Linked DNA regions of Homo sapiens: region 2 is linked to region 1. The links are chromatin contacts, found by Hi-C in ENCODE. All regions are on one chromosome and are shown on one strand. The core of a region is the stretch at or near the end of the contact, and the rest is flanking DNA. Distances in the headings are between cores, read along the strand shown.

Evidence for each region. Hi-C counts contacts between places; a loop is a spot of excess contacts on that map. Pooled maps may share reads with other maps.
Region 2: a loop to region 1 is called in a pooled map, with 3 times the contacts of the local background. The contact joins the promoter of PPHLN1 here to the promoter of ABCD2 in region 1. A Hi-C loop is called at or near these places in 4 of 50 pooled maps.

The regions. Positions count from the first base shown.
Region 1 is chr12:39,616,919-39,621,661 of GRCh38, forward strand. ABCD2 (ATP binding cassette subfamily D member 2) reads right to left here and starts at 2,885. Exons shown (of 10, transcript NM_005164.4): 1 at 1,759-2,885; 2 at 70-250. The coding sequence starts at 2,697. RefSeq lists enhancers at 2,287-2,366, 2,677-3,196, 4,426-4,505.
Region 2 is chr12:42,324,113-42,328,855 of GRCh38, forward strand. It overlaps PPHLN1 (periphilin 1), which reads left to right and starts at 2,055. Exons shown (of 10, transcript NM_201439.2): 1 at 2,055-2,117. ZCRB1 (zinc finger CCHC-type and RNA binding motif containing 1) reads right to left here and starts at 1,982. Exons shown (of 8, transcript NM_033114.4): 1 at 1,812-1,982. RefSeq lists an enhancer at 1,678-1,727.

The DNA.
Region 1 (4,743 bases), core at 1,635-4,134:
ACTAGCAATGACAACTTCAAAAGAAATAATGTTAAAAATATATTTGAGATTAAGCATAAATGTCATTACCACCATCTGCAAAGCCAGTTGCAGTGATAATAGGTATAGCCACCATAATTAGTCCACTGCTGCTCCAAACATACTTCATCAGGAACTGTTCTATCATGATGTACCACAAACGTTTGGATAAAATGAGGTTCATCTGATCTGCTAAAGCTTTGTAACTTTTCTGAAGTTGTTTCATTTCTACCTATAGAGAGGAAAAAGAGTTGAGGACTTTTTTTAAAGATATATACATATTATTCTTTTTTTTTTTTAGTATGGCATTATCTATGCATCTTAACCAATAAATGCAGATTAATACCAGTATTAGTTATTATTTAGTTTTGGTCACATGTGTATTATTTTTAAAAGTTTATGCTACTCAGTGGACATAATGTTAGGTATAAAATACATATAAGTAATTTATAGTTATGATATTTAAATTTTATGTATGAGATGTTAAAATTAAATGATATTATATGAGACATGAATAAACAATTATTAGAGCTTTGTCCTTGTTGATTACACCAAAAATATCTGAAAATGGACACATGACATATATATGTATAGACTCCACTTTTGAACTGACTCAATTTGTTGGATTTTGTCTTTTATGCAAGAAGTCTAAGCACACTATAATTTATATCATTGAATTCAATAGTTCAAGAAGAATCACAAATCAATATGATATAATACAATATATGAGGTCAATTTTCAAGTGGGAGTAGGATTCCTAAATTTACTTTAAATATTATTTTTCAGGTTGCTACTGCTATTAAAGACACTGATAATTACAGATGCTTTAAAAATTAAATAATTCTGCTTGGTGATTGACATGCCATCTTCAACAGTAGAATACTTTATTTTATTCACCAAGTCATTTAAATTAAGATTGCATTGCCTTCAAAATTTCTGTCATTTCATATTCTGAAGTTACCTTCATGCACTGTTAGTATGTATAATTGGGCTAATTGTTTTAGGGATCTGCTTAATGTTGAAAATCTTTAATAATTAAAAACATTCTGAAACTCCTTTTGTACTCCTCATTTCTTCTCTAATTTCAGCTTTTTTTTTTTTTCAAAGCTAGACAAAATTTCATTTCACTTCCTCTTTTCATTTTGTCAAAGTACAGTGCTGAACATGAACTAAGAGTAGTAGAAATGCCATTTTGTGAGACACTCTCCTACGCTTCTTGGGAATGGGGATGCTCCATATTGATCAGACATGCAAAATTGTTAAAAATGTCTTCTATAAGAAACCCTGGCTCTTCCCCCCTCTTGGACAACAAAGGAACAACAAAGAATATCATTCTAAATTTTCCATTTCAGTGGAAATATGTTTAGTCTTAGTTTCTAAATATATATTTTCTTCTGGTAGGTGCTTTAGGATGACCTACCAAGTTGGGATTTAAGTTTTAAGAAAATGCGTTAGAAATAATTCTGAGCATATTTGAGTAACTGAGGCTAAGTAGACTTTTTTAGAGTGTTGCAAATTTTATTCTTCTGAAACTTTAGAAAAGTTTGCACCCTATAATCCTTTAACTGGTTACAGTTAAAAGGGGTAATGAAGCATATATTTTAATTCAGGTTTAGATGTCAGAGGAATCTAAGACACTAAAGAAGTGGGTCCATCGACAGGACAACAGATGGTATCTGGCACTGCAGTGGCAACTTGAACAGTTTCACATTTCACCCATCACCTTAATTTCTATCTTACCTTATGTCCTCTGTAAAAGGCAATTTCTTCTACATTGGCTATAATTCTCGAGTGCACATACCGCAAATAGCCTTTTCTATGTGCTTCCTCTGCCACCAGTTTGCCAAATTTGGGAGAACAGGCTTTTAACACTTTAGCAGTGGCATACACCACAAGTCCTGCTAGTAGGGTGGGCCCAATTGGGCTTGCTCCTCTGGATGTAGCAGTTTGAATGAGTGTATAGGAGGTCAGCATTACATCTAAAATAGGTTTGGTCAGATTGGAATACAAGTGAGCCACAGATTGGGAGAACATCATAATATCCTCCGTAAGAGATTGGTCAGGGTTTGCCAGCCTCCCATCCATATTGATCACTTTATAATAAGTCTGATTTGTAAAATAGGTTTCATAGGCGTGGTCTACTAGGCGAGTTCTGAAGGCCAAAGCCAATTTGCATTCCAGGTACCTTATTGCACTGTTGACGAAGGTAGCAGGGATGGCAATCATAAGCCACTTGATTAATTTGATGATGAAAGTCCGAGGCTTCTTTTCCACAATGCTTTTCACGATTTTTCCATCCAGACCAGCCACATAGATAGAAAGAAAGGTTCTTGAGATTAGAGCCACTGAGTGCAGGCAGAGCCACCCTGTTTCAGTGGTCACAAGTTTTGGAAACAAAATTTTCCGAAGTTCTAGTAGCTGTTTGAAGAAATCTGCATTCACTCCAGGCGAAGGTTTTTCACAAATGGTCTCGGTGCAATGCAGTATTTCTGTGTTCTCTGCAGCAGGGTAAGCTGCTGCTTTTTTCTTCCCGTGGCCAGATTGCTTTAAACGCTTGCCAATGATGGGATAGAGGGTTTTCAGAGCATATGCCGCAGCCACCAGGCAGGCAGCCCTCTTAGCAGCACTCGATCTGGTCCATTTCACTCGATCAGCTGCTGCATTTAGCATATGTGTCATTTTCCCAGTTACCCAAACCGGCTTCCAAAAGAATTCGTTTTAAAAGATCATGCTTCACAGAAATCCCCAGCAAATGTTTTAGAAAGTCCTACAGCGTCCCATAGTCTGCAGCGTTTCTCTTCCACTGTTGTGTTTTTAATTTTGTTCTGCTGTGACAGATGCAGCAGAGCTCAGACTCCGCTGCATCTACCGGGAATGATTCTCTCAGAAGCTCAAGCTGCACCAAGCTCCTCCCTCCCAGGCCCCTCATTGGCTGTGAGGGCGGTGGGACCTTGGAATCCTCGCAGCTTCCCTTTGAACCTTGAAAATGAGGAGAGAGCAAAGCGAATTACATCCTTCCTTAAACAGGAGTTCAGAGAGTTAAAATGTCTATTTTTGGAGAGGTCGAATCAGGCCATCTGCTGGCGAACAAAACCGGCTCTAGCTACTGAGCATGCTCAGTGTCACTTAGAAACCCACAGAAGTTTCAGAATATACATCACTTCGGTAAGATTTCAGTAGATACCGCAAACAGAAGAGCAAGCAGAAAGGGAGATTTCCAAGCGAACAAAACCGGCCCTAGCTACTGAGCATGCTCAATGTCACTTAGAAACCCGCAGAAGTTTCAGAATATACATCACTTCGGTAAGATTTCAGCAGCTACCGCAAACAGAAGAGCAAGCAGAAAGGGAGATTTGCAAGAGTTTTAATGAGACGAGGAGGGAGAAGGAACCACGAAAATGAGGGAGGAGGGACAAGAGGATCAACATAAAATGAATATGAAAAGGATATGGAATGAATCTGAAACGGATCAGAAAAGAAAGTGACAAGTGGGAGGGACACCGGAGAATGCCAAATATCAAATACACTTGGATCTGTTTTTCACAGATCCCCCCGGCTTTTTTGGGGGTCTGATTTCACAAAAGGTCTCAGAACCTAATAGACAAGTTGTAATCGAGGGTTTCCCTTGTAAATAAATAGGATAAAAGTCTTCCGTGTTACAGAAAATAATTATTTGCTATGCCTCTAGCCATTCTCCCTTTTTCCTCTGCATCCTACTTGTCCTTATGCTAAAAATCTTCCAGCCCCATAACTGGAGATCTGATGTACTCATATTTATTTACAAGGTGACGACTATTAAATAAATGAGAGCAATGTTTCATGTTTACTACTCCCATGTGTTAGGTAGTTTTTACTTGGAGTGGGGTAGCACTTATAGTGAAAGTTTAACCATTTGGGAATTCAGCTGGTGTTGGATGGTGGAAATAGCTTCTCTAGGACCTTACTTCATTTTTCAAGAATGCTTTGTCTTTTGCAGGTTTCTGCTTTGTTTGTTTTGTTTAGCTGTAGAGATAATCTACTGGCTACTTCCTATTTCCATTTGGTTATTTGATAAAAACTAAGAGTCTTAAAATTCTTCACATCCATAATGGAGGATTTAAATTGTTCAACAGTCAAGGACAATTCTGCATATTTTTGAAAATGTAAAAAGCTTTTTTTTTTTTTTTTTTTTTTTTTTTTATGAGACAGAGTCTCTCTCTGTCACCCAGGCTGGAGTGCAGTGGCACGATCTCAGCTCACTGCAGCCTCCGCCTCCCAGGTTGGTGCCTCAGCAGCCCGAGTAGCTGGGATTACGAGGGTGCGCCTACCATACTTGGCTAATTTCTGTAGTTTTAGTAGAGATGGGTTTTGCCATGTTTGCCAGGCTGGTCTCAACCTCCTGGCCTCAAGTGATCCACCTGCCTTAGCCTCCCAAAGTGCTCGGATTATAGACGTGGGCCACCACGCCCAGCCAAGAGCATTTTTTAAGTCAGGGCTGAGTATATTTTTGGATATGGAAAAACCATTTTTTTTGCTCTTCACTGTCCCCGCCCCCCATCTCATTAAAATTCTCGGAAATCTCCCTTTCTGCTTGCTCTTCTGCTTGTGGTATCTACTGAAATCTTACAAAAGTGATATATATTCTGAAACTTCTGGGGATTTCTAAGTGACACTGAGTATGCTCAGTAGCTACAGCCAGTTTTGTTCACCAGCAGCTGGCCCCCAACATACATACACATTTCCAGT
Region 2 (4,743 bases), core at 805-3,304, 2.7 Mb after region 1:
GAAAACAAACTTATCAGCAATCAGTCTAAACCAGGATTCTTTTTTTGTTGTTTGAGACGGAGTTTCCCTCTTGTTGCCCAGGCTGGGGTGCAATGGCGTGATCTCGGCTCACTGCAACCTCTGCTTCCCAGGTTCAAGCAATTATCCTGCCTCAGCCTCCCGAGTAGCTGGGATTATAGGCATCCACTACCATGCCTGGCTAATTTTGTATTTTTAGTAGAGACAGTGTTTCACCATGTTGGTCAGGCTGGTCTTGAACTCCTGACCTCAAATGATCCACCTGCCTCAGCCTCCCAAAGTGCTGGGATTACAGGCATGAATCACCACACCTGGCCTAAACCAAGTATTATTAATTCCAAATAAAACCAATACATCAGACCAGTCTGGGTATTATTTGGAAAAAAACAAAAAACAAAAACCAATAAAGTATTAACAATCACCGATTTAATTATGCCAGATGTGTACACCTTCCTTACATTTTAGGAAGTTAGGAACAATGACTCCAGCAGGCTGAATTAAGGAATTCCTTTTTCCCAGTCACCACTTAAAAAAAATTCTTTTTTGGTTCTTCTTCTTTCAAGTATTCTTTATACCAACACTTTCAGTGCCAGATTGTATGGGTAGGGAGACGGGTTTTGAACAGATGAAGGAAAAACCCTGAGGCTACTCCTAACTTCCACTCAGACCATGAGCAAAAAAAATGCTCTATTGAATATGTACTGTATATGTACATTACCTGCACCTTGCTCACCCAGGTCAGAAAGAGCATGGGGACTCAGACAGAACCTTAGCCACTGATTTTTGCTAATACACAGTCATGCTATGCTTAATGAAGGAGGTATGTTCTGAGTGTTACGTGATTTCACAGTGCAGACATCACAGGGTGTACTGAGACAAACCTAGATGGTCTAGCCTATTGCTCCTAGGCTACAACCTGTACAGCATGTTAATGTAGTGAATAATGTAGACAGTTGAAACACAATGGTAAATATTTACATAGCTAAACACAGAAAACGTACACTAAAAATATGGTACAATGTATTACACTCTTAGGAGACCACTGTGGTATATGTGGTTTGTTGTTAATCAAAAAGTTGTTATGCTGTGCATGCCTGTACTATGGCTGGGTACCTTTTTTGCTTGTCTTAATATTTTTTTTCTCTGGAGTGGTGTGTTAAGAGGAAAATTTTCTTTTCCCCTTTTAGTATGATGTTAAGGAGTAAATTTAAGCTTTATGTATCGACAATATAAACTTCTTTCGAAACGCTAATTTTGCTTATTGCCAAATTATGAAATGATACATTATATAAATAGGCTTGGTGCCTCGAAGAGACAGACCTGTAGGTATGTGTGTATATGTATATAAAGTTTACAAATGTAATCAGTAATTTTCACATCTTATCTTACAAAGTCAGCAAATTACCGTGAAAATATCAGGCTCAACCAAATTCAAATTTCTGATTTAAAAAGAGCGTGCGGTGTGTATTTGAGATGGGAAGATCAACCATCACAAATGGAAAAATACTGACTCTATGGCATGCCAATTCGTGAAGGAATGAGAAAACTGCCTCATGTTTGGTGTTATGGGGGAATTATTTAGAAAACTTCAGGAACTCAACATAGATACGTCGCTTTTTAAGTTTCTCATTTGAAACTATGCGTTACACGTTCTGCTGAGAGCCGCGAAGGCAGGCAGAGGTTAAGGTCCTGGAATAAAAAGGGTGGCGGGAGAGAGGGGCAGAGCGTTTTGGCAGCCGAGTCTGGGGAGGGGGCCCCGCAGGAGAGAAGGCCGCAGCTGAGGAGGCGTTTACCTTCAGGTGGGTTGGGCCTGGGAGACCAGAAGAGTGCGAGCCCTCGGCTCAGCTGGGGCTCAACCCCGACTCTTCGTAGCCGCTCGCAGCGGCCTTGGCATCACGAGTCCTGGGAGGGGTCAGGCGCGGAGAGCAGATAATAGCAGCCACGGTGCTTCTTCCCGACTGTTTGAGATCCGGGCCCCGAAGGCGGGCCCAGAGGCGAGCGCTTCGCTAACGTCATTGCGCGCGCCGGAAGTACCTACCTGGGATAACGGCGGCGAGCGGACGGCTGCATTTACGGGGTCTCCCGGAGGGCCAGAGTCGGTGAGCGCTTTTTACCTTTCCCAGAGATGGATGCAGAGCGTGTGCGGGCTGCTAAACGGGGGGGAGTGGGCGGGAGTTTTCTGTGTCGGGTCCTGGATTCTCCTGCCTTTGAATTGTGTGACAATTCTGCCCATGCGGTTGAGGGTGGAGAGACGCAGTGGAGTTTGGAATAAAGGGAAGTATTGAGTCTAAGATAGGGGTTCGCCTCTCTGTAGCGCCTTAATATGCAAGAAGACGACTGAGCTAGGTAACTTCAGTGACCCGAGAGGAGTCAGGAAGTCGGTAATTTTACTGAAGGTGTTCACGGTACCCAGCTATTAGGCACTTTGGGAACTACAAAATAAACAGACCTTTTATGTTTTGTTTTGTTTTGTTTTCTGGTGAAGATCTCAGTCTAGTTGGGGAGACGAGGTCAACTTGGGGAGAGTTGGATTCACAGAATGACTCATCTTTAGTATGGGTATGGACAAGTGTTGATCTTCTTGGCACCTTTTCTCTTCCTGTAAATCTATAATGGCTACGCACTGCTTTTTCTCTAAGAGGCCATAACATGCCCACCATTCCTACAGAAAAATCAGAACGTAATGCAAGGTAATTTATACTTCTGCCTACCAGCACATACAGACCAGGCCTCTAACCACTCCCTGGGAGCCTGCGTTCCAGCAGCCTGGAACCCACAGCCTCTCCTGGAGCCTGCACAATCAATCCAGAGTGAAGCCGATGTCTTCTATAGAGACGGAAGTACAATCCATCCAGGGCGCAGCTGAATTTTGAGAGGCCTGAATGCCTCCGTGGCCGACAGGAGACCGCTGGCACTAATTCTCTAGGCATACTTGTGGCCAGCCAAACTTACCATGCTTTACATCTCTGTTATCCTTGGTTACCGCCCAAGATGTAAGCTTCTGTGGTCTTCTGTGCTATAGTCTCATTTCCATGCTGCTTTGTGCTTTCTTTCGACTTAGGCTATCACTGCTTCTTCGTTTCTTCCCCATTTAACCCCTCAACACCCCATCTGTGCTTTCTGAAACCTCTATTTCCTGCTTAAACTATTTTACATATTCAACTTCTTTAGTGAAATTCTCCTTCATCTCCTAACCTTAACTATTGATAACACGTAGATTTTCCTGCCAGCCATTTCAGTTGAGCCCTTTCTCTGACCCTGCATTTAAAGGTTGGGCATGGCTGTAGCCATGTTGAACGGATTTCAATTCCTCAGAATACTTTCTTCCCTCAGTATCTTCACAAAGGCTCTTTTCTCTCTCTGGGACATTTGAGCTCCCTGTTTCCTCCTATCTTTTTCTGGATAACTTCTATTAAAGATCTGAGTTTAGCTGTCACTTTACTTGAGGGGTATACCCTAACTTCCATAGAGTTAGGTATTTTTGCTATGTACTCTTAGCTGTCCTGCACTTCCCTCACGGCATTTATCACATGTATCTTAATTGCTTCTTTGCCATCCCTACTAAGCGAGACTGTCGGTGAGGGACTGTGTTTGTCTCGTTTATCTTTGTAACTCCAGTAGCTAATACAGTTCTTGGCACATAAGACAGTCAGTTATTTCTTGAATGATTGCAGGTGCTGAAGGTATGCTGCAGAGATCAGGCAGTTAACGTTAATGAATACTTCACCCTTAGAAGGGGTCACCTGCCACTCAGCTACAGCTGATTGTGGCTATGTGAGAATATGATCCCAGTTTTGCCAGAACATCTAATTTTTTCAAAAAAAGTTGGAAATACCATTTTTTAAAAAGCATCCTCTCCCAGTTTTTAAATGTTGTCAGTGGAATAGAATTTTATTAAAAAAAAAAAAGTGGGTCAAACACAAGTCTCATATGGCCTATCAGTCACTAGTTTGGAATCTGTTTTAAGTCTTGTAGGGTTTATATAATGGGCTTTGTGGAGAATAATAGGTTTTGAGTTGGGCCTTGATGGACCGTTGGATGTTGAATGAGAGAATGGAAAAAGATATCCCGTTTGGAAAATAAACAGCTCCGTGGTAGTATGTGTTAGTCTGTTTGTGGCACAGTAAGGAAACAGGCATAATTATATGCTTTTGGAGAGAATAGAAGGTTAGATATAATAGAAGGAGGCATATGGAAGATAGAAGTTTGGATTTATTATGGTTAATAAAAAACCTCTTGGATTCTTGATCCTGGAAACTTCACATTATGAATATGCGTTAACAGTTGATTATCCTTTTTTAGGGTAAAATGGAGGGTAAAACACTGGAAGGAGGCTGACCGGTTAAGGCCTTAACTTCCATCCATATATGAAATAAAATTCAGATTTATAAATATTATATGTAGGCAGACATCTGGCATTTTTGTTTACTTGTGTAATTTCAGTTAATTGATCAATTATAATGGACAATCAGGGATCTCCTACTAAGTTTAGTGCAGTACATTCGGGCTTATAAAAGAAGTATCCTTAAAGCGTTGGAAAGTCAAGTGACTTGTGAAACTAGTAGAGAATGCAGTACTTTTTATTTTTTTATTTTTTGAGACGGTGTCTTGCTCTGTTGCCCAGGCTGGAGTGCAGTGGCACGATCATGGCTCACTGCAACCTCCATCTCCCAGGTTCAAGGGATTCTCCTGCCTCAACTTCCTGAGTAGCTGGAATTACAGGCA